Linked DNA regions of Mus musculus: regions 1 and 2 are each linked to region 3. The links are chromatin loops, found by intact Hi-C in ENCODE. Cell type or tissue: gastrocnemius. All regions are shown on one strand.

The links. Peaks named below come from ENCODE experiments on the same cell type or tissue, not always from the same donor. Only the 100,000 strongest peaks of a DNase experiment are listed, where the experiment ranks them.
Region 1: a loop joins it to region 3, with 7 times the contacts of the local background. A loop is called at or near these places in 38 of 42 quality-filtered maps.
Region 2: it touches region 3 in a loop (3-fold over the local background); 9 of 42 quality-filtered maps call a loop at or near these places.

The regions. Positions count from the first base shown.
Region 1 is chr14:55,677,042-55,685,041 of GRCm38, reverse strand. Gmpr2 (guanosine monophosphate reductase 2) reads right to left here. Exons shown (of 10, transcript NM_177992.2): 8 at 7,794-7,836; 9 at 7,012-7,171; 10 at 6,291-6,818. The coding sequence ends at 6,629. Tinf2 (Terf1 (TRF1)-interacting nuclear factor 2) reads left to right here and starts at 3,225. Exons shown (of 9, transcript NM_145705.3): 1 at 3,225-3,652; 2 at 3,731-3,817; 3 at 3,953-4,042; 4 at 4,140-4,247; 5 at 4,335-4,431; 6 at 4,586-5,027; 7 at 5,112-5,176; 8 at 5,437-5,528; 9 at 5,633-5,962. The coding sequence starts at 3,461. The coding sequence ends at 5,704. It also overlaps the pseudogene Gm25887. In gastrocnemius, a CTCF peak has its summit at 3,021 (motif pointing left); a DNase peak (open chromatin) is centred at 3,158; H3K4me3 peaks cover 1,698 bases; H3K27ac peaks cover 1,731 bases.
Region 2 is chr14:55,493,567-55,501,566 of GRCm38, reverse strand. It overlaps Carmil3 (capping protein regulator and myosin 1 linker 3), which reads right to left. Exons shown (of 40, transcript NM_001374104.1): 5 at 7,928-8,000; 6 at 7,642-7,739; 7 at 7,318-7,388; 8 at 7,146-7,219; 9 at 6,839-6,914; 10 at 6,674-6,762; 11 at 6,069-6,163; 12 at 5,757-5,843; 13 at 5,477-5,586; 14 at 5,265-5,342; 15 at 4,704-4,780; 16 at 4,522-4,626; 17 at 4,360-4,429; 18 at 3,822-3,903; 11 more. Among named protein-coding and RNA genes, the nearest start is that of Carmil3, 6.5 kb to the right of the region's middle. In gastrocnemius, a CTCF peak has its summit at 4,088 (motif pointing left); DNase peaks (open chromatin) are centred at 4,090, 4,628, 5,533 and 5,862.
Region 3 is chr14:55,740,508-55,748,507 of GRCm38, reverse strand. It overlaps Dhrs1 (dehydrogenase/reductase (SDR family) member 1), which reads left to right and starts at 2,824. Exons shown (of 9, transcript NM_026819.3): 1 at 2,824-3,067; 2 at 3,420-3,590; 3 at 4,707-4,850; 4 at 4,975-5,054; 5 at 7,193-7,325; 6 at 7,635-7,781. The coding sequence starts at 3,441. Nop9 (NOP9 nucleolar protein) reads right to left here and starts at 2,815. Exons shown (of 10, transcript NM_026403.3): 1 at 2,488-2,815; 2 at 1,898-2,347. The coding sequence starts at 2,734. In gastrocnemius, a CTCF peak has its summit at 4,577 (motif pointing right); DNase peaks (open chromatin) are centred at 2,115, 2,820, 4,598 and 7,266; H3K4me3 peaks cover 2,825 bases; H3K27ac peaks cover 2,008 bases.

The DNA of each region.
Region 1 (8,000 bases), 63 kb after region 3:
CTGTCCTAGCTGTGTGTAATTGGGCCCTAACTTCACGTGCTCCTTAGAAATAATAGTATAGAGTGTGGAAGATTAACTGGAAAGAGATCTCCATCTACAGCTATAGAGAACTTGTCATTCATGGAAAGATGAGTCTTTTTAGTGGCATGTTGTTTGGGGGCCACCTACATGCCTGAAGGCGATACCTACTGGTTCACAAAACCACACTTGGGTAGGATCATTACTTTGGTCTGTCATTGTCCTATTCGGGATAAGCAGCTGCTGTTTCACCTTCCCAGGAAAGTCCATTCAACACAGACACACATTGTTATAGGATATTTGAACCTGTTTCTAGCTGTGGTGTGGCTCAGCCCTTAGTACACACTTTTAATCCCTCTGGCTGGAATACAGACAACCCTTCATACACACCTTCAATCCCAAATAATCAAGGCAAAGTTAGTTTGTTGAAGGAAACAGTCATATTTGAAAACAGTTTAATTGAGTGGCAGACAAAATGATGGATCAGAGAAATATCTGACAGAGTACAATCTGCCCAACTCTCAGGAGAAGAGAGAGGAAAGGAAAGCTACTTAAGGGAGAGAGAGAGACAGACAGTACAGGAAGAAGAGAGTACAGTAACGGAATACATTAGAGTTTGTGGAATTGAACCTCAGTCCTCTGTAATATCAGTTAGTGCTCTTAACTGTGGGACTATCCCTCCATCCCCTTAATTTAATTTTTTAAAAATACTGTATTTATTTTTATTTTATGTGCGTTGTTATTTGTCTACATGTATGTCTGAAATGAGGGTGTCAGAGTCCCTGGAACTGGAGTTACAGTTATGAGCTGCAGTAGGGGTGCTAGGAATTGAATTCAAGTCTGTGGAAGAGCAGCCTGTGCTTTTAACTGCTGAGCCATCTCTCCAGCCCCCCTTAACTTAATCCTTAACCTTGAAGGCCATTAGACAGTGTTCTCTGGTCTAATTTCATCCTTTCCTTCCTACTAGTTTCAGCACTTTTGTTTTTGCCTGTGATTGTGTGTGTGTGTGTGTGCAGGTTGAGTATCACTCAGCTCTGTGTTTGTGATGGTATTTGTTCTGCTTGCTATTCTGAGTTTTCTGGATCTATGTTTAGTATCTATCATTAATCGCTTCTCAGCCTTTTGGCTAAGATCAAGTGTAGTATCTATCATTACTTTGGGACACTTCTTAGTCATTGCTCCAAACATTTCTTCATCCTCTAGTCTCACTGTGTGTAACAGTAGTTTTTATTTACCTGTCTCTGTCTGCTAATCTAGGCCTTGTATGGAAGCGTCTAGCCTCCAAACTATCTAATCTAGGCCTGGAAGGTTTTCAGCCTCTGAGATTTTCTTAGTTAGGTTTTCACTGCTGTAAAGAGACACCATGACCAAGGCAACTCTTATAAGGGACAACTTTTAATCAGGGTTGGCTTACAAGTTCAGAGTCTCAATCCATTATCATCATGGCAGAATGCATGGCAGTGTCCAGGAAGGCATGGTACTAGAGAAGGAGCCAAGAGTTTTACATCTTGTTCCAAAGGCAAACAGGAGAAGACTGGCTTCCAGGCAGCTAGGAGAAGAGTCTCAAAGCCCACCACAGTGTCACACTTCTTCCGACAAGGCCACATCTACTCCAACAAGGCACACCTCCTAATAGTGCCACTTACTCTCTGGGCCAAGAATATTCAAACCACCCCAGAGTTATTGCTGAATAAACTCGCCCCTTTTTAGTTCTTTCTGACTTCTGTCCATCTGGTTCAACTCAGCTGTTCTGGCTCAAACTCTTCTCCCAGCTGACTAATTCAATCTGGCTTCTCTGAATTGCTGTTTGACCTCAAACTAACTTTAGCAATCTTTTCTAATCTTCTGGCTCTTTCTCATGTTCTTACTTGTTCTGTCTTTACCTGTGCATGCCCCCCCCCCCTCTGTAACCTCCATCCCAGGAGACTTAAATCTTCACCTGCCCTCCATGGGCACTCCACACACATGGTTCACAGACATACATTCAGACAAAACACTGGTCCACATTAAATAAAAATAAAGTATCAAAAGAGTTAAATTAATACATGATAGCTTTAAAAAGGAAATTAATTTCTCAGCTTTAAAAACAATGTGTAACTAGATTGGACTTCTACCCAGAACCATGCAAGCAACAAGGGAGTAAAGTATTTACAGTACTGAAAACAAGGGGGAAAAAAAAAAACCCCATCTCACGCCGGGATTTAGAGGTGTGCACCAGCACACTCTGTGGGAAAATTCTTTAGAAAAAATGAAAGTGGGGCTGGAGAGATGGCTCAGCGGTTAAGAGCACCGACTGCTCTTCCAGAGGTCCTGAGTTCAATTTCCAGCAACCACATGGTAGCTCACAACCATCTGTAGTGGGGATCCAATGCCCTCTTCTGGTGTGTCTGAAGAGAGTAATGTGTACTCATACATAAAATAAATAAATCTTTAAAGAAAAAATGAAAGTGGTAAGGTCAGAAATGACAGAAAAAAATATGAAGAAAACCCACTTCAACATTAACATCCAGTGTAGTACTTTGGTACTGGGTCTGGAAAGGCTCTGAATACTGATCTGGAGAACCAAGGCAAAGTGTGAGCCATGAGTCTGGGAATGGAGGAAACCATTCAAATAATGGGCAGGTTTCATAAAATTCCTGCAAGGTGGGCAAGGCAGATAATTAATTTAAGCAACAAAGTAAAGCTGTACACAGTGTGCCCGGTTCTGTCCTTGGGGAGAGCAAGAAGAGTCAACCCACTAAAGGACTCCATCAAGTTAGTGCTCAAAAGAAACTTGGAAAAGGAAGCCCTTAAATATTATAAACTACACGAAACAGCAAAGATGTGGCACAGAAAAGCATAAAACGGCTGTCATCCTACTGTCCAGGAGAACCCTGACTAGCCCTAGGATATTTCAAACTATATTCGTTTAGGCACCGGCGAGTCAGGACAGGAGGGCGGAGTTACCACTCAGGCCTGTGTTTGGTTTTTTGAAACGAGCGAGCGCCCTCTTCTGTTTCGCGAGAGGAATGGCAGAATTTTTCCTGGGAGCGGCTGGCGGCCCGGGAAGGGCTTGGCAGACGCTGATTCAGACACCTAGGTTTACAGCTTGCAGGGGTGATGGAGAGTGACGCTAGGTCGTACGTCACTTTCACAGTGCAGGGGACCTCGTGACGTCACAGCTCCCTCCGCGGCCTCTTCCGGGGAGGGAAGCCGCGCGCCCAGGCGGAAGTGACGTACTCCTGCGTTTCCCTCAGTGGCGGCATTTTAAGTTTAGTGATCTGGACAGGTTGATACACTTAAGTCACCGCCTGAGAGGAGACTGCGGGGTTCCCGTGGCTCCGCGAAATGGGCCCAGCTGGTCCGCCGACCTTCCGGTGCAGATGAGAGAAGCGGGGCTCCGCCTACGGGAGCGTCCGGGAAGCCTGGGTTGAACGAAAGGAGGAAAGGGCGCCCGCGGGCCATGGCCCCACCTCCAGGGGTAGGTCCCGCGTCTCTGCGGTTTGCTGCCGCCGCCAGCTGGCTGGTAGTCCGCCGTCGCCGCGTAGAGCACTTCCCGAAAGTGGTGGAGTTTCTGCAGTCCTTGCGCGCTGCTGCCCCCGGCTTGGTTTGCTACCGGCACCATGAACGCCTGTGTATGAGCCTAAAGGCCAAGGTACTAGAGAGAAGGACGTCTGGTTGGGACTAAGATCGGCTGGAAAAGGGTAGGTGTTCTGAGCCCTGTACCGTGCAGGTGGTGGTGGAGCTGATCCTGCAGGCGCGACCCTGGGACCAGGTCCTGAATGCCCTGAAGCATCACTTCCCAGCAGAGTCCAGAACAGTAAGTACCACTGGACCCCGAAGCTGTGAGTGCTATCTTGGGCAGACCAAACTCAGGCCTGATGCAACCAAGTTGCCCCTGGGTCCTAGCGACACCTCCTCACCCAAATTTTCCTGTCTTCAATATCCTCAACAGACAAAAGAAGACAGGAAGCTTTTGGAGGCACGGGAAAATTTTTGCTTGCTTGTGAAGCACCTGTCAGAGGACCCGCCTTCGAGCCTGCAGGTGAGAATGGTTGGTTTGGAGGATGTTATGGGATTCCTGTTTTGTTTTGTTTTGTTTTCTAAAATTCATCTGACCTGCTTCACTTTCCCACATACAGGAACTAGAACAAGACTATGGGGAATCCTTTCTAGTTGCCATGGAAAAGCTGTTGTTTGAATACTTGTGTCAGCTAGAGAAAGCACTGCCTCCAGTCAGAGCACAAGAGGTTGTTGAGAAAGAAACACTTTAAGGGCGGAAGGCTGGGTGGCTTCCCCGAGAACTATGATCTTCCTATCTGTCGCCTTGCCCACAGCTTCAGGATGCTCTAAGTTGGAGTCAGCCGGGCTCGTTCATCACTTCTTCGGTTGCTTTGCACCAGTATGGTATGGACATGGGGTGGACATTTCCAGGTAAGAGGATCAGCGGAGATAACTAGCAATTTGGAGGTTAGTGTTTAGCTCTACCAAACCTGAGTCAGCCGAATGGAAGTTATATGGGCCTGTAACACAAACCTGAGTTTTAACCTAGTTCTAATTTTATAAGGCATCTTATTTTATCTTTCAGAGAGCTCTACTTCTGGCTCAGGGAATCTGATAGAGCCCATGGAAGAGAGTCCTCATCAGCAAACCAGGCCAGCATTCCACAGTCCTCTGCCTAAAGCTAAGCTTGGCCCTCACCAGCCAGCTTCACTGGAGCACCCAGAACACTTAGCTGGCCACCGCTTTAATCTGGCCCCTTTGGGAAAGCGAAAATCCCGATCACATTGGACATCGGCAAAGGCGTGCCATAAAGAGCGGCCCACAGTCATGCTACTCCCATTTAGGAACATGGGCTTACCAGCTCAAGACTTATCTAACCCTAAAAGCAGGGAAGAACCCGGTGCGGCCTCAGCAGCTTCTGTGGGAACAGAGCCAGTCTGCACGGAGGAGGCTAAGACTCCATCTCGGCCTTTGGGGAAAAGGGCATTAGAGGAGACCCCACCTGACTCACCGGCTGCAGAGCAGGAGTAAGGGTCTCTTCTCCTTCCTTAGGAATACTTTCCCTGCCTGCTTCCCTTCTTCACCCAACCTTTCCTTTGCCTTCACCTCAGGAACAGTGTGAATTGCGTGGATCCTCTAAGACACTCATCACCGCCTCTTACAGTCAAGAAACCAGGTAAGCTTTGGACCAGACGGCGTTGGGACTTTCCAAGGCCTGTGCTCACCTAAAAGTGGGTCTAGGTTTTGTTTCTGCTTATTTTTTTCGAGACAGGTTTTTTCTACATAACCCTGGCTGTCCTGGAAATTGATATGTAGACCAGGCTGGCCTTGAACTCAGAGATCCCCCTGCCTCAGCCTCCAGAGTGCTGGGATAAAAGGTGTGGGCCACCAAGCTAGGCTAAGAAAGAGGTTTTAATTGTGGTTTCTTTCCTGCAGTGCTGTCCCCAACCCCGTGTAGCTCTGTTATTACCATAGGGGACTTGGTTTTGGACTCTGATGAGGAAGAAAATAACCAGAAGGAAGGGAAGGTGAGTGGGAAGAAGCAGAAAGCCAAGCCAGAGGGCGGGCAGAACAAGGCAGGGATACATGTGAAGTGTTCCCAGTTATAGGAATTATGCTTTCTTCTCTATAGGAGTTTTTGAAAAACTACCAGAAGACGAAGTTTGACACCTATATCCCCATGTTTTGTGACTACATCCCGTAGTGTCCTGCCTATTCCTTTCTGGCTACCTAAACGGTTCTCACTCAGGTCCTCTGGAATATTCTCTGCACTCTGTCCATCTTCTGCTGCAGCTCTGCATGCAATTTAGTGGAAAAGAAGAGGAAGTCCAGACTTGAGTTGCCTGGCTACATTGCTGAAAGCTTTGTAGCACTTGAAAATTAAATATTGATTTGTTTCACTATTGATGGGAAGAAGGGGAATAAAGACTTGCATAGGTCTGTGTAGGTCATTCCTCCGAAACATAACAGGCTTCTCTTAGCTGGTTGAGGCCCTTCTCATATTTACTCCTTTGGCAAGAGTTTAGATTTACATAGAAGGGTTGAGAGAGCCTGGAAGGGAAACTGTCCTTATGCCATCCTAACAGTCATCCCTAAGGCCAGAATACACTTTGTAAACTTGCTTGCTACCAAGTTAGCTTAGGCTGGCGTCGCTGCTTCCTGAGAATAACATTCATTTCCCTGGATCCTACTGGGTCAGGGTCAATCCCAGGAGGAGCATCTAGATGCCAGCCTGTGCTGGAAGCCCAGCATCCATCTGTATGAGAGTGTTTCAAGTATAGAAGAACGTCTAAGCTGTTTAGACACGTGATGATGTCATTTAATGAAGCTGCTTAACATGATTCCCGCAGCCTTCCCTTTCCAGACCAAGGGCTGCCATTTCTGTGTGGATTAGCATCTTCCTAATCTTCGGGGGCTGTCCCCAGGGTCTCATTTGTTGATCTCACGTCTCCTTCCTCGCCTCTCCCGTAGTGCCATAACATTGTGCAGCTAGAGGCATGGGTGAGTAGAGTGAGAGCTGGAACTGAATTAGGCAGCCACCACCACAGGGGCTGCAGTGGGAGAGGCACGCCCTGTCGGGAGGCTCCAGTGGCAGTGCTGCTGCCTCAGGAAAGTAGGCTTCTTGGGTCTACTGGGAATTGCTGAAGATTGGATTCACTTGCTGGGTGACTCGGATAAAAGTAGTTCTCCGGCTTAGTTCCTTCAGTTTAGCAGCCCCTACATACGTGCATGTAGACCGGATGCCTCCTAGGATGTCACGAATAGTATGTTCCACATCGCCTTTAAAGGGGACTTCTACTATCTTTCCCTCTGAGGCCCTTGGAAAACAAAAACTTTTATTACCTCCTCCTGCAGAACTCTTTAAGCCCAGTTACTCATCCTGTCTCTGACATTTATACCCCTTCACCGTTTTTCTCTCAGGAGTGATACCGTACATTCCCCAGAGGGTATGACAACATCTTTCATAGAGTCGTCACCAGGAACATTCAGGTGCTAGCCTTCCACACATACCTGTACTCAGCCACACCTCCTGAGTACTTCTTCATGGCCATTTCAGAACTCATTCCGTAGAAGAGCTTATATTTCTTGCCATCTCTCTCAATGAGTTCGCCACCTGATTCACTGTGCCCGGCCAGCATGCCACCCAACATCACAAAGTCAGCCCCTGCCCCTGCCAAAAACAAGAAGTTGAAAAAGATGCATCTGGCCGAGGTACCTATAAAGGCACCATCAAAAAAACAGCTTGTGTGAGTCTCACTTCCTGCTGGGTCTGTTTGCATAGCTGATCCAAGTTCCTTGAGACTGCCTCTACTCTGGCCTCTGGTCCCCAGTGGGACTAACTTCCCCAAGAGTTTTAAAGACCTAGAAGTTCCCTGACTGGCTTCTGCTTTTCCAATCTTCATTTTACAGTTCCCAGCTCAGTATGACTTTGGTTCTAAGACAATAGGTCTCCAAATTTTATAAAGATCACCTTGGGAATAGAAAAATGAATATTTGTAGTTCTGTTCCTCAGGGTGATTTTGTAGGTTAGATACAGGGTTTAGCAATCTACATTTTCAATCTAGGGCATGTCATAAATGGCTCTGGCTTACGCTTGGGAGGGTCAAAATCTCAGGATTTCCTCGATTGCTTGTTCCCAGGTGACACTTTAGGTTCCTGAGGAGGTCACTGGTTTATATTATGATTCTAAATGGCTCCTTCAGCTGTGTCTAGCTTGACATCTTGCCCTTAGACCCTCAGAGGTGATTTATCTTCTACAGGATCTTCCTGCCGTGCCCTCCCAGTCTCCTTACCAAAAGCCTTTGCCACATCCCCAGGACAGCTGCAGCCTCCATCCTACAAAGTAAGGAATGCTGTGAGAGACAGCATAGATTTCTCAAGACTTCTCAACTGCCCATGTCAAAGGACTAGAACTAATGTCCTGACCAGGACTTCACCAGAGCCCCACCCTACAGAAAACAGTGGCTGCTGGGCAGCCACAAACCCTCTCCAGGTCTTGA
Region 2 (8,000 bases), 250 kb after region 3:
TTCCTCGTGGTCATGGTTCCTGCCTCTGCCTCGGGAAGATGGATCCTGCCCTTGGCTTGCCCCTCCGGGTGGATCCGACAGTGTCCTCAGCTGGGTCAGGTGCCGGGCCTGAGGAAGGACAGGCATCATCAGGACCCGGAGGAACGTGCTGACTTCCCTGATCCTGGAGGCGGGGCTGGGGCTTAGAGAGGCAGGAGGGTGCAGGGCAGAGGGAAGGCCTGAGTTCATTTGGGCTCGGCTTGTTTACCAGGCTCTTGTGGGAGTGATACAGCTCCTGGAGGATCTCATCCACTATGGAGTTGGTCAGGTAGGTGACGACGGACAGCTTCACCTCGCTGTAGGTATAGGTGGGGCTGCTCAGCTACTGCCTGCCTGACCCCTGGGCTTCCACCCCTTCTCTCCCCAGACGCCTGAGAATGGACCAGCTGGCTGGGCTGCCCACAGAGAGCATAGTTGCCGTTGGCAGCACCTTGGGTCCAGGATACCCATATCTCTACAGACACGTGTACAGGACGCAGACAGTGATCATTTCAGCAGACACACCTTTCAGCCTAGGTGTGTATGGGCAAAGAGGAACTGAAGGAGGAGAAGGAACGAGGAGGTTCCATGTCAGGAGCACCAGCAGCACAGAGCTAGGTGAACTGGGTGCTACGTAAGCCGTGAGTTGGCTGTTTCACAATGCGTACACTAACTCTCCCTCGCTTTAGTCAGTGGTAGCACCTACATCCAAATGAAATGAAGGGGGTCTAACGAAGATCAGGAAGAAGGGGGCATGTTCATACTCCTGATCTACATACTTTCCTTTGTCTATGTCTCTGAGGAGGCTGTGTCCTGTTTTCAGGAGGTGATTCCTGGTATATGTGTAGTATCTAGAAGTATATACCTATCTATGGGCCACCCTGACCTCTTGGACTCCATCTCAGCTCCCAGATTTCTAGGGCAAGAACGAGTCAGACCCTAAATAGCATGACTGCAATAGTTAAAGATTTATCCCTTATAATGGAAGGCTCTCCATTCATTATTCATCGCTGATAGCTCCAAACTCCCTAAGTGCTCTGGGTCAAATCCAGCCTCCTCCACCCCATGCCCGGCTCTCACTCCAGCTTGTTCTGAATGTCCTGTCCCGCCTGCTCCAGCAGCGCTCCGCGGATGAAGTTCCGGGGCACAGTGACACGTTCTGCCACGTTGCTCAGCATCTTGTTGTGTCCTTCTGCCACCCGCATGGCCACAGGGCACAGTTCCTGTGTTAGGCTGACCATGGATTCCAGAATCACCTGATGAGGAAGAAGGAGTCCCAAGTGGGGAAAGATCAGCGCTAGCACCACAGTGGAAGTTGTTAGCCCATCTATCTAGCTCCCCGTGGTGAGATGGAGGGACCTGACTAAGTCACACAACCATTAGTGTCAGAGCCTTGGATAGCCAGGGTTCTCTGCCTCGATCAGTGCCCTTCCACCCTACCATCCTGACAGGGGAGAGTCAGCCCAAGGATCAGAATCCCTGAGAAGGAGGGGTTGGAGGTCAGGATCCAAGGCTTCAGCTAGAAGAAAAACTAATTCTAAGGCTCTAGGTGTTGCAGGCACAGAGGAGTATGGGGGCGTCTCCATTCTATTTCCTTTGTGCCCTCTGGTCTCTTTGCTCTGACTTCTGTTTTAGTCAACACTGGGCTCCCACCAATGGCCTCCTTCCCCTCCCAGAACTTGCCTGAAGCTCCTTGTCCACAGCTTTGGATACCTCACTGGCTACCGACTCTAGTCTCTGCCGCACAGGCCCATCGTTGGCCAACACGTGACCCAGCTCATAGAGGCTGGGAAAGAGCTGGGAAGGAAGAGGTTCTCTTCAGAGGTCAGAATCGGGCCCCACTAGGTCCCCAGGCTACGAGGACACATGCACGGAGCAATGCTTAGATGCTCCTGGTGTACAACTGGGTGGCCTTCTTGGCTTTCCAGATTGTAGGGAAGGGTGGGGCTGTGGAGGGCTCACCGCCCGGGAGTTCTTGGCGTCCTTGATGAGGTCCCGGGCATAGAGCAGCTCATCTTGCACTGGCTCCAGGGGACATAGTCTCAGGGCCCGCACCTCCTCCTGCACTCGTCCACACAGCCGCTGCAGCATCTGAAGCACAGTGGCAAGAGGGTCGGGGGTGCCAGGTCAGACCCTTTGGGACTCATAGTAGCTGCACACTCATAGTGGCGGTGGTGATACCTCCGTACGGCCCACTTTCTCTCCTCGGAATGCCCTTCCTGAATACCTAGTTGAGCCCCTGGAATGCTCTGTACCCCCTGGCTGCTATTTGCCTGCGTGTATTTAGGGCCCATCATCAGATTATCTCTTTTCTCAGGTCCAGTCTGGGGCACCATGCGATGCCTATGCATCAGCAAGTCACGTCTGTACCCTGCATGCCCCTTGTTCCTGGGAGGGAGGTGTTTACTTGCTCGGCGCTGCTGGTCACCAGGCCCTGCTGCAGCCTGAAGGCTTGCTCCTGAGGGCATGTCTGGGAGTGGTTGTTCCTCACCAGGCACCACTGGATCTAGAGATGATGGAGTGGGAAGGCTCAGGGTTGGGGATGTGGGCTGCTGCCTCTCCGCCCTCCTGCTCTCTCACCCTGCTTAAAGAAACGTGACCCTTCACCTTCTGCCACACATCCTCGGTGCGCTCAGGGGCACTGCGGTAAGCTTGAGAGATGTCGCTCACAGGGAAGGACATGAAGCGCAGTGTATGGTTGCTATGAAACAGTAGTATATAGTTAGGTGGGAAAAGAGACAGAGGGGAGCCCCGCCCCCAAGCCTCTTCTTGCTATCCTGTAGGTCAGGGAACTGGGATGGACCTAGGGTAGTTTAATCTCAGTCCTAGCACAGGGAGGCTGGGGGCCTATGTCAGGACAGAGCTCTGATCTACTCACCTCTCCAGGGCCCTTGCAATGTCCAGGAAGCCCAGGGCAGACGTATTGTTCCGATCCCATAGTATAGTTCTGAGGGAGGGTGAATACCAGTCGACACCTCTCTCTCTGGGTCCTCAGTAAAGACCAGAGGTGTGACCTTCTTTGAGCAACCCCCCCCCCCATAACGAAGCCGACTCAGACATGGTTCCAGAAACGGAGGGCACAGAGGCCAAAGGGAAAATACTCGTATGTGTCAGCGGGTCAGGGATCTAGGTTGAGGGGTGGAGATGCGCGCCTCACCTGAGGGAAGAATTTATCTGCAGCGCCTTCGACAGCATCTTGGCCCCGATGTCCTCCATGCCGTTGCCACTCAGATCCACCTTGGCCAGGCACGTGTTGCTGCCCAGGGCATTGATAAGGATGCTGGTGCGAAGCTTCAGCCTGGAGTCTGCCACGGACAGCGACTGCAGGGACTGAGTGGGAGAACGGAGGTTAGGGTGGGTCCCCATACCACCCACCCACAGGTCCCTCCTAGGCTAGGTCACTCACACAGTCCTCTTCTTGGATCAACTGCACCAGCTTATGCAGGATCTCTTCCAAAGTCCTGTTGGAAGTCAGGGTCAGAGTAGGAGGGGAGGGGACCAGGGACTTGCTATTAGAGGAGGAGAAGGGTGGCCAGAAGTCATCCAGTAATCCAAGAGGACTGGTGGATGGCAGGAACAGGGGCTGTGGGCATAGGAAGGGCTCACTTGGCCTTGACATTGAAGTTCTTTCCTAGGAATAGGTGCTTGAGGGACTTGTTCTTGCCAAGTGCAGGCACCAGCGTCAGGAGGTCTGAGTCAAACCCTGTTTAGTAGATGGGAGAGTCCCGGCCTTGAGGCCCAAGGTGAAGAGAAGAAGTCTCCTCGGGGCTTCACCCCTATGCTCAAAGAGCGGTCTTACTCACCATTATCAGACAGATCTAGGCTGCCTATACAGGTGACAGCCCCCAGCTGCTCCTGCAAGGCCTGGGCTCCTGCTGAGCGGAGCTGCAGGGACAGGGAGTGGGGGTGAGAGGCCAGAGAGGGAGGATGGACGACCGTGTTTAATCTTTAGGGAACAGTGCTAGTCACTCAAGGCCCTGTCTCTAAACCTTGCTACACTGTAACCACCCCTAGGGGTTTCCTTTCCTCTCCCTCAAAAGCCAGCTGCTCTGCAGACAGCTCGCTCCTGCCCTCTGCTGGGCAAGCCTGGTATCAGCCACCCAAAGCTTTAGGGGCAGAAAGATACCGGAGTCTTGAACTTGGATGGCCAGTTTCAGAGGGAAAGGGGTGTGGTCAGTCTAGAGAGCTATTCCCTGTTTCTGCTCTCCACTCTGTGTGTGTGTGTGTGTGTGTGTGTGTGTGTGTGTGTGTGTGTGTGTGTGGCGGAGTGGCAGCATAGAGCTCCGTCTTGACTGAGGGACACTGGTCTGGTGGCTGGGACAGGGGAGACATGGGGCTCACCTCACAGCTGCTAAGGTCCAGGTGCAGATCACTGAGGTGACTGTTGAGGGAGAGGCCCTGAAGAAGTGCCCTGTAGTGGGAAGGTCAGTAGGCCCACATTTACCCCTCCCCAAACACTTCCACGGCTCCCCTGGGCATCTTCCAACCCTTCACCCACCCAACCTGAGGGCCTCCAGGGGCAGCCTTGTGGCTGACAGGTTGACATGGCTCAGGGTGTAGACGCTGCTGAAGAATTGCTTGAAGGCTGGCGGGGCCTCCCGGCCCTTCCTGTGGAGACCCCGAGAGTCAGTAGGGGAGGGCTACGGGCATGGGTTCCTCATCCCTCCCGGCCCCGTCGCCCCCACCTGTGGGAGCAGCTGTTTCGAGCCAGGTTGAGGTAGGTGAGGTGAGAGCAGCAGCCATGAAGGAGGGCGCCCAGAAGCTGTGGAGAGACGCAGCGGCTCTTAAGATCTTGGACCCCCATTCCTGGCATTCCTTTCTCTGAGGCTCCACTGAGAACACCCATTCAGCCTTTTAAAACCCACCTTGCTCTTCAGATGCGGAGGGTAGGGGTGGAGGGTATGTAGGGACATGGAGAGACTCACAGGCAGTGTTTGTATTTGTAAAACAGGACGCTGCAGGCTCCAAGGAGCACTTTCTTAAGTTAGGGGAAAGAAATGTCCTTTCCTGCTAGTAGACATAGAGCCCTGTGCCAGGAATGGAGTGAGGGTCTATTTTTAGGCAAAGCCAGCATGACCTTGTGATCTGAATGAAGTGCATACGGTCTATACTGTGCATGAACCCGAAGTCACCCTTGTATCACCGTCCATGTCTGTGCTCAGGGAAGGAGGGTGAGATGGGAGGCCCCCTCCTGACTTTTCTCAACCCTTTCTGTCTGGCTCCCTCCACCACCAACCCCTCCTCACCATGTCAACGGCACAGTCAGTCCCTGAAAGGTCCAGGTGTACCAAGGCGTTGGGTTGGGCCAGGAAACTATAGAGGGCCTGAGAAAGAAGCAATAGAGGAAGAGAAAAGCGTGGATGCATCTCCCTGCCCCCAGGGGCCATGGGGGGAGTGGCTCCCCTCGAATCCCAAGCATGCTTTTGTAGGTGCTTGAGGCTACCTTCCATGGACTCACATTGGCCTCGTCTGTGGCAAGCAGCCCTGGGTTCTTGCTCAGGTCCAGGTATCGGAGGGAGCTGGCAAAGGCTGGGTTGGCCCCGAAGGTCTGGCCCAGTGCCTGGAGCCCTGAGCACAGCAGGCACTGGGCTGGGTTAGTCCCCATCCTCTTCACCCACGACGATCGCCCCCTCCCCCTCCCCCCCAGCCCCGCGTGATTCCTTTCCCTCGGTGTGCAAGTGTGTGGGCACACCTCTAGGGCTCAACATCTCAGAGGCCGGGGGTCCTGGTGTGAGTACCTCGAGGAGAGATGGCAGTCTTGGCCAGGCACAGTTTGGTGAGGCCCGTAGGGAAGCAGAGGAGCTGCTGGCTCAGGCTGAGGAAACCTGAAGAGTGGAGGAAGCAGGTTGGCGAATGGCCGCCAGCGGAGGGCGAGGTGGAGTGGTCAGACAGGGGCTGGAGTTGGGTGTAGGCCTGGGGTCAAGGATGGAGGTGCTTGGGCTTGGGGCGATCTTCAGGCTGCCAAGGCTCTATTTAGACCTAGGTTTGGGCTCTGGGCTGGGGTAAGGGTCCGCAGTGCAGTGGGGATAGGATTCAGGGCTGGGGCTCACCCTTGTCCTCGATGGGGTTGTGGGACAGAATGAGCGCATGCAGCACACAGCTCCCGTTCTCCCCAAACACCCCGGCCAGCTTCTGGACAAAGTCCCTTCAGGGAAGGGGAGGAAGGATTTGTCCTGAGCTGAGCCCCAAGTCTCCAGACCCTGGCTGGCCCCCCTCCCCAAATCCTATCTGCTCGTCGGGCTGGGTCTATAATGTTAGAGGGCCCCATGGTGGAGGAACAACTTGGGGCTGAGCAGGGTGGTTTTTCCACTCAGGAGTCTGTGGGAGCTGGAAGGTGGGCCTGCCTCCTGCATTCCATACCCGTGGGCATTCTGTACTTCAGCAGGATGTGCTGAGGTAAAGCCCCACTTTGGATTCTTAAGATGGGGGCAGCCCACCCTGCTTGGACGTTGGTGGGACATGAAGTGCATTGTGGGGGAGAGTAAGTTGTGGTGACATCGGGGGCTGAGATCTGAGCCTGCTTTGTGCCTGTCTAAGCACCAGCCTCTGCTGTAAAGTGCGGAGCTAGATGAAACAGCCCAGGGCCTCATATGCTCTGATGTGCCATGGCTCTAGTGAAGAAGGTACAACTGCCCACGGAGGAGCCTGGCCTCACGTCTTAAGCCCAGCATTGTCCAGCACCAGCTCTTCGAGGCTCCCCGACTTGCTGAGGGTATGTAGCACCTGTTCTAGCACTTCTGAGCCCTGGGGACAGAGGGGTCCTGCAATCAAGAGCCAAGAAGGACACTACTCTGCCCGCCTCCCCAGCCGTCATCCTTACCAGTCTCAAGTCTTTGCAGTAGAGTTTGGTGAACCACTGGTTGTAGGCCAGGGCGGCCACCATGAGGGCCAGATCTCTGGGGATATCCGATAGGACAAGAAAAGATGAACCGGTGGCCAGGGCAAGAATGAAGAGTCTAAGGATGGGATGGCTGGGCTGGGGAAAGCTAGATGGGTGGGTGGAGGTGAGCTAGGTGGTAGGAGTTCAGGGGCAGAGCAAGGGCTGTGTGTAGGACCAGAGGAGGAACCCTGAGAGGGACAAGCCATGTCTGGGGATTTGGGGGTTAAGTTTCTGCCCATCTGCTTACCGGCTCTCCAAGTGGCTGAAATCCAAAAGATTGAACTCTCGGTTATCCTCAGCATGGTAGATGGTGTCCACATCCTTGGAGAGGTGGAAGTGGCTCACATTTGCCTCAACCCCCTCCCCGACCCCCTCCCCGAGGACCCCACCTATCCCTGCCAAGTCCCTGCCCAACGCACCCATTGCACCTCCTCTCGGCAGTGGAGTCCATTGTAGTCACACAGGGCAGCGTAGGTCTCAGAGAAGCCACCTGTAGGGCAGGAGATGGGTGGCTGCCATGTTGGTGAGGGGGATGGGAAATCGTCTTGGGCTTCAAGGTACAGTCAAGGTCATTGCATGTGCTAATGTCTGAGCATCCTTCCATGCCATAAACCTCTCATGGTCCAGGAGGCTGACGTCCTCAGGACGGGCAAAGGCCCCTCAGGCAAAATCCATGCCCAGAGGGTTCTGGATATGGGGCAAGATGCTCCAAGACCCATGCTTTCATGTCTGCCCCTGCTTACCACACACACTGTGAGTGGTAGATGTGGAAGTTTCCGAGTTGGGAGATGTGTCTCGGGGTCCCTCTGGGGTGTCCGCATTTCCACGCCGGATCAAACACCTGGAATATGAATAAGTCGTCCCAGAGAAAGGTGGAAAGAGACTCTCAGTGCTTCCTGCATCACGGTGTTTGAGTCTCCAGGGAAGAGCAGAGAGAGCAAGCATTCTCGTTCCAGGAGACCAGATCAACAGGAAGGAGAAATCTACCTTTAGTCTAATCCTTTGGGAGACCCCTTGTCTGCCACTCACCCAGGGCCAGGGCAGACCTTGGAGAGGGCAGAGCTCACATGCCGTGTCACCTGGTCCACACTCTCGGCGGATG
Region 3 (8,000 bases):
ATTTTTTTCTCCAAGGATCTTAAACTCCCTTCCCTATGGTCCAGGGCTCAAATTTCTCAGCCAGGATTTATAGTATACCAAAACCAGACTTCACTTATACTCTCTAAGTGTGTTTTCCAGTACTTTTAGTTCTGCTTTTGTTTGTTTGTTTGCTTGCTTGTTTTTGTTTTTTGAGACAGGGTTTCTCTGTGTAGCCCTGGCTGTCCTAGAACTCACTCTGTAGACCAGGCTGACCTCGAACTCAGAAATCCACCTGCCTCTTCCTCCCAAGTGCTGGGATTAAAGGCGTGCACCACCACTGCCCAGCTCTTCAGTATTTTTAAATGTAGGTTACATTCTATGACTATAACAAGAAACAAAGTTAGTGGTCTCAATTAGCATTTTTATTTTAATTTTTATCTTTTTATATGCATTACATCCTATCCATTCCTTTATCTCCACTCCTACCCAGTTCCCACCTCCCCACCTTCCCTCTCCCCCAGATCCACTCTTTCTGTTTCCCTTCGAAAAACAAAACAAACAGGCCTCCCAGGGATATCAATCAAACATGGCATAACGGATTACAGTAAGACTCCGCACAGATGCTCACATCAAGACTGGATGAGGAGACTCAGGAGGAGTAAAAGTGCTCTCAGTGTAGGCAAGAGGTAGAGATATTCCCCACTCCCACTGTTGTCCAAGCTGCACAACCATAATGTATATGCAAAGGGCCCAGCTCAGATCTATCCAGGGTCGGAGATTATTACTTTAGTCTCTGTGAGCCCCTATGAGCCTGCGTAGTTGATTCTGTGAGTCATGTATTTGTGGTGGCCTCAATCCCTCTGGCTCCTAGAATCCTTCTTCCCCCTCTTCTGCGAGGTTCCCCCTAGTGTTTGACTGTAGGTCTCTGCATCTGCTCCCATCAGTAATTAGCTTTTTTTTTTTTTTTTTAAGATAGAGAATAAAATTTAAAAGGAAAGAAAATATCAGAAAAAGAGGTAGCATGTGGAAAGGGTAAGGGTATCTTTTTCTGAACTTTTGCTTAGATCCAACATCCACACACAAATCACATTAGGGTTAGAAACAAACTTCCCAGCCAGGTGGAAAGGCATACGCCCGTAATGTCAGTATTAGAGAGGCTGAGGCAGAAAGTCAATAAACTGGACACCAGCATAAGCTTACATAGTAAGTTCAGACCAGCATGTGCTACACAGTAAGAACTTGCCCAAAAAACAAAGCAGCCGCCAAGTGGTGGCGCACACCTTTAATCCTAGCACTTGGGAGGCAGAGGCAGGTGGAGCTCTGAGTTCAAGGCCAGTTTAGTTAGGCATGGTAGCAGCACAAGCCTGCAATCCCAGCACTTGGAAGGCAGGAGCGAGCAGGAGCATCAAGGCCAGCCTGTGCTACAACCCAAGTCAAAAGCCAGCAGGGCTATCTGGGAGACTCTGTCTCCAAAGAAAGTATCGGAGCCGGGAAGGTTATGATAAGAGTGATTGCTACTAAGCCTGACAACCTGAGTTCAATACCCAGAACCCACATGGTGGAAGGGGAGAACTGACACCCACAAAGTCGTCTTCTCCCCTCCACAAGAACACTCCAGAAGGCACACACATTCGAGTGTGTACACATGCCCAGACGTATTTAAAAAAAAAAAAATTCTTACTCTGAGTTGTGGAAATAAAAATGTGAAACACATTGCTCCCTCTGTGTCTCTGCTAGTAATAGTTGGTCCTTGAATTCAAGTGTATCCATCCTTACTAGGCACACTATACTTTGGCCTTCCAGGTTCTGCCCCAAGGGTCTGCTGATTCTTTACGGTCAAGTTTCACCACAAAGATGAACTCTTCTGTTTACTGGCTTCGGAACTTCCTGACCACTCCTGCTCACCAACCCCTCTTCCCTTTCTTACAGTACTTACCAGACGACTGGGAGCCACGGGGCTTGCCTCTCTCGGACTCCAAAAGAGTACCTCCCAAGACCTGCAGCAGAGTTCTGACCACGAAGCTGCCATGCGTGTCTCCACAGAAGAACAGAAAATCATCACACACTTCAGCGGCTAGTCCCAGGACTAGCTCCTCCAGAGTTTGCGAGGGACCACCCTCCTCCTCTTCCTCCTCCTCCTCCTCTGCCTCCGCAGGACGCCTCAGCAATCGAGGTAGCTGCAGCAAAGCACTTTGTAATACGTGGACCCCACACCGATGACAAGCCACGAAGCGCAAGTTGGGGCGCAGAGCGGCCCACACTCGACACAGGGGTTTCAAAGGACTGAACCCCAAAAGCTCCTGCAGCATTTCGCTACCAGTCCTGTTCGTGGCCAAGGCTAGAGCCTGAGCCTCCACTTCCTTCAAAATATTGCGCGCCATCAACTCTTTAAAAAAAAAAAATGGGGTCATAAATAAACCGTTAGGCTGAGAGGAGGAGAAGACTTACCCATCACTTAGCCAAGACCTCCCCTGAAAGTTCGGCGTGTGGGTTTTCCACTTAACCCACGGCGTTAGCTGCTCCTACCTCGTTCTTCGGCGGCGTCGGGAGCCACTTTTAGCGCTGACAGCGCCCGTCGGAAATATCCAAGAGCCTCCGGGCTCAGATGCGGGAGAGCCTCGGGGGCCTGCTCCGCACGCGCGGCTGCCGGCAGCCGGGGATAACCATCGCGGCCGGGAGGGGGACGTCCCGAACCCCGGGCCGCGCGTCCCCGCCGGCCGGCACCCGAGAACTGGCGTCGCGCTTTGTGAGCGGAACGCGGCCCCAACCCCATGCGTGCTTTGGGACCAGCCGTTCACGCTTCCCGGTTGCAGCTCCCACAACCGCCGGCGCGCTCCGGACGCACGGGGACGTCATGAGTCTGCGACGGGGCGGGCGGGAGGGCATGATGGGCGTGGCTGCAGGTCGCCCTTCCCCATTTGCGGACTCCACCCCACTGGGTCTGACCCTGGAACTCCAGGGCTATCTTTGACTGGTTCCATATCATCGTTATCCGCACCCGGACTTCCATCCAGGCACGCACTCCAACGTGGCAAGAATCAAAGTTCTCAAACTATAGATCTGGCGATCTGGGCAGAAAGAAACCCAGAGGCTGCGTCTGCTGCTGGTAAGGCTCTGACCACTTCAGGGGTCAGGGATTCGCGGTTCTCCGTGGGTCTGGACGGGTAGCCAGAACTCCAGAGAGCCCAGGACTCTTCGTGGCCATACCCTGTTAGGCTGCATTGCCAGATTCCCTACCAAGTCAGCTTCACTCAGAGGTTCGTGATAGTATTGTGTGTAACGCTGGAGAGTCCTGGGACTCTCCTAAAAGGACAGCCTGGCCTGAGACTTTGACTCAGGTATCCTTCTGTCAAATTTCTCTCCCCTCAAAATAGTCCAAACTTGTCTAGCCCTCACAGAGACCTGGATTCAGCACACAATCTACAGGATTCCCTCAAAGCGACTCTTTACCTCCACAGATATCCCCTTTGATGTGAGTCATGGTAGCGCCTATGAAGGGCCAAGTGTGTGTGGTAACTGGTGCCTCCAGGGGTATTGGCCGTGGCATTGCCTTACAGCTTTGCAAAGCAGGTGCCACAGTTTACATTACCGGCCGCCATCTGGATACGCTTAGAGCTACTGCCCAGGAGGTAAGTGACCACCTGAATTAATCACTGTGATTACTATACCCCCCCCAACAAATCGCAATGTTTACTGAATACCATAAATAATAATCTAGGATTGATTTTTTTTCTACCAAGAGAGCTTAATGGGAAGAAAAATCTTTCTGTTTGAGAGTTTCAGGTTTTGCAAAGAAAAAAAAATTGTACTGGTGGCTTCCTCTAATTTTCCTCTTCCCTGGCATTGGGTTTTGCATGCCTTTGATGCCAGCACTCAGGAGCCAGAACCTCTCTGTGATTTCAAGGTCTACATAGTGAGTTCCAAACCGGCTACAGAGTGAGACCTTGTGGGGAGGAAAAAAGCCGGCATGGCATGCATGCCTATATAACCCAGCACTGGAGACATTGGGCCAGGAGATTTCAAGTTGAAGGTCAGCTTGAGCTATGTAGTAAGACCCTCTCAAAAAAGCTCTTAGGCTTTAGTTGGCTTAGATTGGTGATCCAGTTAGAAGACGATTTAAGTTTTAGATAGTTCACCCTGGCTGGATTGTGAAGAAGTGACTTGAAGAAAAAGACTTGAAGTCAGGCGAGGCATTGCTGCAGTTTGAGCAGGACAGAAGCAGGACCCTGGGCTCACCCCTGGAGAATAGGTACTCTTCTTCCTCTGGTGGGAGGGTCACATTTTTCAGAGGCAAGGCAAAATAGGAAGTAGCAGTAGTTTATGCCTAATAGCTTTAGTTTTTCACTGTGGAGTCAGAGCATTGGTTGAGTGAGGGAAGGAGCAGAGGCTGAGTAAGAATTCCAAGTGAGCAGCAAGGGAGTCGGAAAGGACAAAGAGGATGGTTACTTCTGTCTGAGAGTGGACGCCATGCCTCATCTCTTGCCTGGAATTAGCAGAATAATTACAAAGTAAGGTCTTGCATATGGTAGCCCTCAGTGAAAGCGGATGTTAAATCTGAAGTCCAATGTACCTTGCTCTGTTGTGGGAGGTGCCATTGTGGTGAAATTCCTAAAGCGGACACCAGAGGGAGCCATTGCATGGCCATGTCCCAGCTGTTGGCTGAGTCCTGAGCTCTCAGTTCCTAAACTTCACTGGAGTTCGGAAAGTGACACTGCTGTGAACTCATCCTCGCTGTCCCTCTCCAGGCACAGTCCCTCGGGGGCCGGTGTGTACCCGTGGTGTGTGATTCAAGCCAGGAGAGTGAAGTGAAAAGCCTGTTCGAGCAAGTAGATCGGGAACAGAAAGGGCGGCTAGATGTTCTGGTCAATAATGCCTATGCTGGCGTCCAGGTAACCTTTTAACTCGATCCAACTCTACATTCCAAATCCACCCTTGAGTCTTTATCTCCATTCGTGGTCCCATTAGCCAGCCCTTTATACCTTCATGCCAATCAGTCACCCTTATGTCTTCTAGGCAATCCTGAACACCACCAACAAGTCTTTCTGGGAAGTGCCTGCCTCCATTTGGGATGACATAAACAATGTTGGACTCAGGTGTGTGCTTCACTGCCAGAGCCTGGGCTCCTCTTGTTTAGTAGCCCCAGAGCCTGGGCCTTTTCCTATAAGGACTTTCTCCTCTGGCTTCCCCATCTCTTTCAACTCCGTTCTACTCCATTTGTCCCACTTACTCCTGGAGAAGTCCCATGCCTGTGGGTTTGCACCTAAGAATATAACCTTTTTTTTTCCCCCACGTGTGTACGTGAGCATGCATATGTGATAGGGGTGTGTAGGTGTGTTTCTGTGCCTACCTTGGTGCATGCAGAGATCCGAAGACAAGTCCAGAGAGTCAGTTCTCTTTCTCCACATCTTTCTGTGAGTTTCGGGCTTGAGCTTGGCTTTCCCGGCCTGCACAGGAAGCAGCCTTTGCCTACTGAGCCACCTCAGCCTGGGAATGGCAGTCTTTGCTTTGTCTCAGTTTGTCTTTTTTGCTTTGGTTTGATTTGGTTTGGTTTTTGAGACAGGGTTTCTCCGTGTAGCCTTGGCAGTCCAGAAGTTCTCTCTATAAACCAGGCTGATCGTGAACTCAGAGATCTGCCTGCCAAGTGCTGGGATTAAAGGCATGCCCTACCTCCCAACTCAGGGTTTTCTGACAAGATGGCAGCCTCGTTCCAGCCTCATTCTTTGCCCATCCAAGTACAAGTCCCAGAAGGAGGATTCTCTCAGTGTTGCACACAGCCCATGGGCTATGTTTTAAAAAACTATTAGAAGGAAAGCTCAAATGATTAAAAGGATGGACCAATTAATGTAGCGTGTCTATGCCCCTGTCGGTTGTGATCACTCCACACGTGTCATTCTACTTCCTTCTAATTCATTCTCAGCCCTGCTGCCCTCTCCATCCCTCGCCTCTCAGCGAGGTCTCTCTTCTCCCGTTAGTCCTGTCACTTGTTTCCTGTTTCCCTCTCTATTTCCCACCTTCCTCAGAGAGCTTCCTTCCCTGTATACGTGTGTATACATGTATAGTTTTAAACCTAGGGTCCACATATGAGAGATAACATGGTATTTGCCTTTCTGAGTCGAGCTTACTTTGCCAGATGTGGTGGTGCACGCCTTTAATCCCAGCACTCAGGAGGCAGAGGCAGGCATATCTCTGTGAGTTTGAGGCCAGCATGGTACACTAGTATCAGGACACCCAGGGCTATGTAAAGAGACCCTATCTCAGAAATAGTAACCACAATAATAATTGGTTTTTGGTTGTATCCATTTTCCTGCAAAAGAGGTGGTTTCATTTTTCTTCTTCTTCCCATTAATTTATTTTTTCACATCCTCGTCACTCCTTCCAACCCCACACCCTTTTCTTTACAGCTGTATAAAATTCCATTTTGTATCTGTACCACCTTCTCCACTCCATTTATCCACCCATTAGTGGATGGACATCTAGGTTGGTTCTATCTCTAGACTGTTGTGAGTAGGTCAGCTGTAAAGATGCAAATCTCTGTGTGGTTTGTTCACTTAGAGCCCTGCCCAAGTGTAGGGAGGTTGGGTGGTGATCTGTCTGTTTCTGAGAAATCCCTGTCTCGCCATCAGCAGTGACTAGGCTTCTCCTTTGCCCACACCATCACCGGCCCTTGGGAACTGTTTGCTTGATGAAAGCCACTCTGACTAGGAGGAAATGGAATCTGAAATTAGTTTTAATTTACATTTCCCCTTGTGGCTATGGTTATCGAACATTTTCTGGGTATTTATGTGGCTATTTGCATCTCTTCTTTGAGAACTTTCTATTCATCTCATCTGCTCATTTTATTACATGGTCTCATCTAGCCCAAGCTGGCCTCAAACTCACTGTGTAGCCAAGGGTGTCCCAATTCTCCCGCCTTCACCTTCATGGTGCTGAGATTATAAGTTTGTTCCATGAACCCAGCTGACCAGATACATGGCTTGACACACCCAAGAACTATCTTATGTTTACGGTGCAAGAGCCCCATTATATGTCATGCATACTCTCTCTTGTCTACCATTAATTGTATCAGGTTTTCCCTTGGAATGGCCTATACCTGATTTCCCTGGTCTTCAGCTATTGCTATGCAGCCTCTATACTGACCACAGATACTGAGGACTTGAGAAGCAACTGAACCAGCATTCACACAATTCATTCCTTCTTCTTCTTCTTCTTCTTCTTCCCTGACCCTGTCTAGAGGCCACTACTTATGCTCTGTGTATGGGGCACGGCTGATGGTGCCAGCTGGCAAAGGACTCATCGTGATTGTCTCCTCCCCTGGGGGGCTGCAGCATATGTTCAATGTCCCTTATGGTGTGGGCAAAGCTGCGGTAAGGATCAAGGCACAGGAGTTGGGGGGTACACAGCAGTGTTGACGGTTGGTAATGGTCCACAGCTGTCAGAGTAGTAAGACCTTCACCTCTCCCTCCCCCCCCCCCTCTCTCTCTGTCCCATGCACTGATCGTCCTTTGTGTGGACTTCTATTCATCTGCCAGAGTAGGTATCAAATGTGGGAAGATGGTGGCAGAAACATCAGGGCCCTCGAGAAGGATGGGGGCCTGGGGTATCCTCTTAGACTCAGAGGAAGGTGAGGTGGGCAGGTATCCAGGGTCTCATTTCTGCCTTCTCTCCCTCCATAGTGTGACAGACTGGCTGCTGACTGTGCCCATGAGCTACGGCGTCACGGAGTCAGCTACGTGTCTCTGTGGCCAGGGCTGGTGCAAACAGAAATGGTGAAGGAGTTTATGGCAAAAGAGGATACTCCTGAGGACCCTCTATTTAAGAAGGTTGGCAAGGGAAGGGGAGGGGAAACAGAGCAGAGGCAGCTCTCCAGTCTCGAGAGCAGTGACAACTGTAAGCAGGGCCTGGGGTGGCAGTCTGTTTGTAATCCACCACTCACGAGGCAGGGGCGAGGGGATCTGTGGGACTTCAAGGCCAACCTGACTGAGGTCTGGGCCAGCCAGGGCTACATAGTGAGACTAATAAAGCGAGAAAGAGTAGTTGTT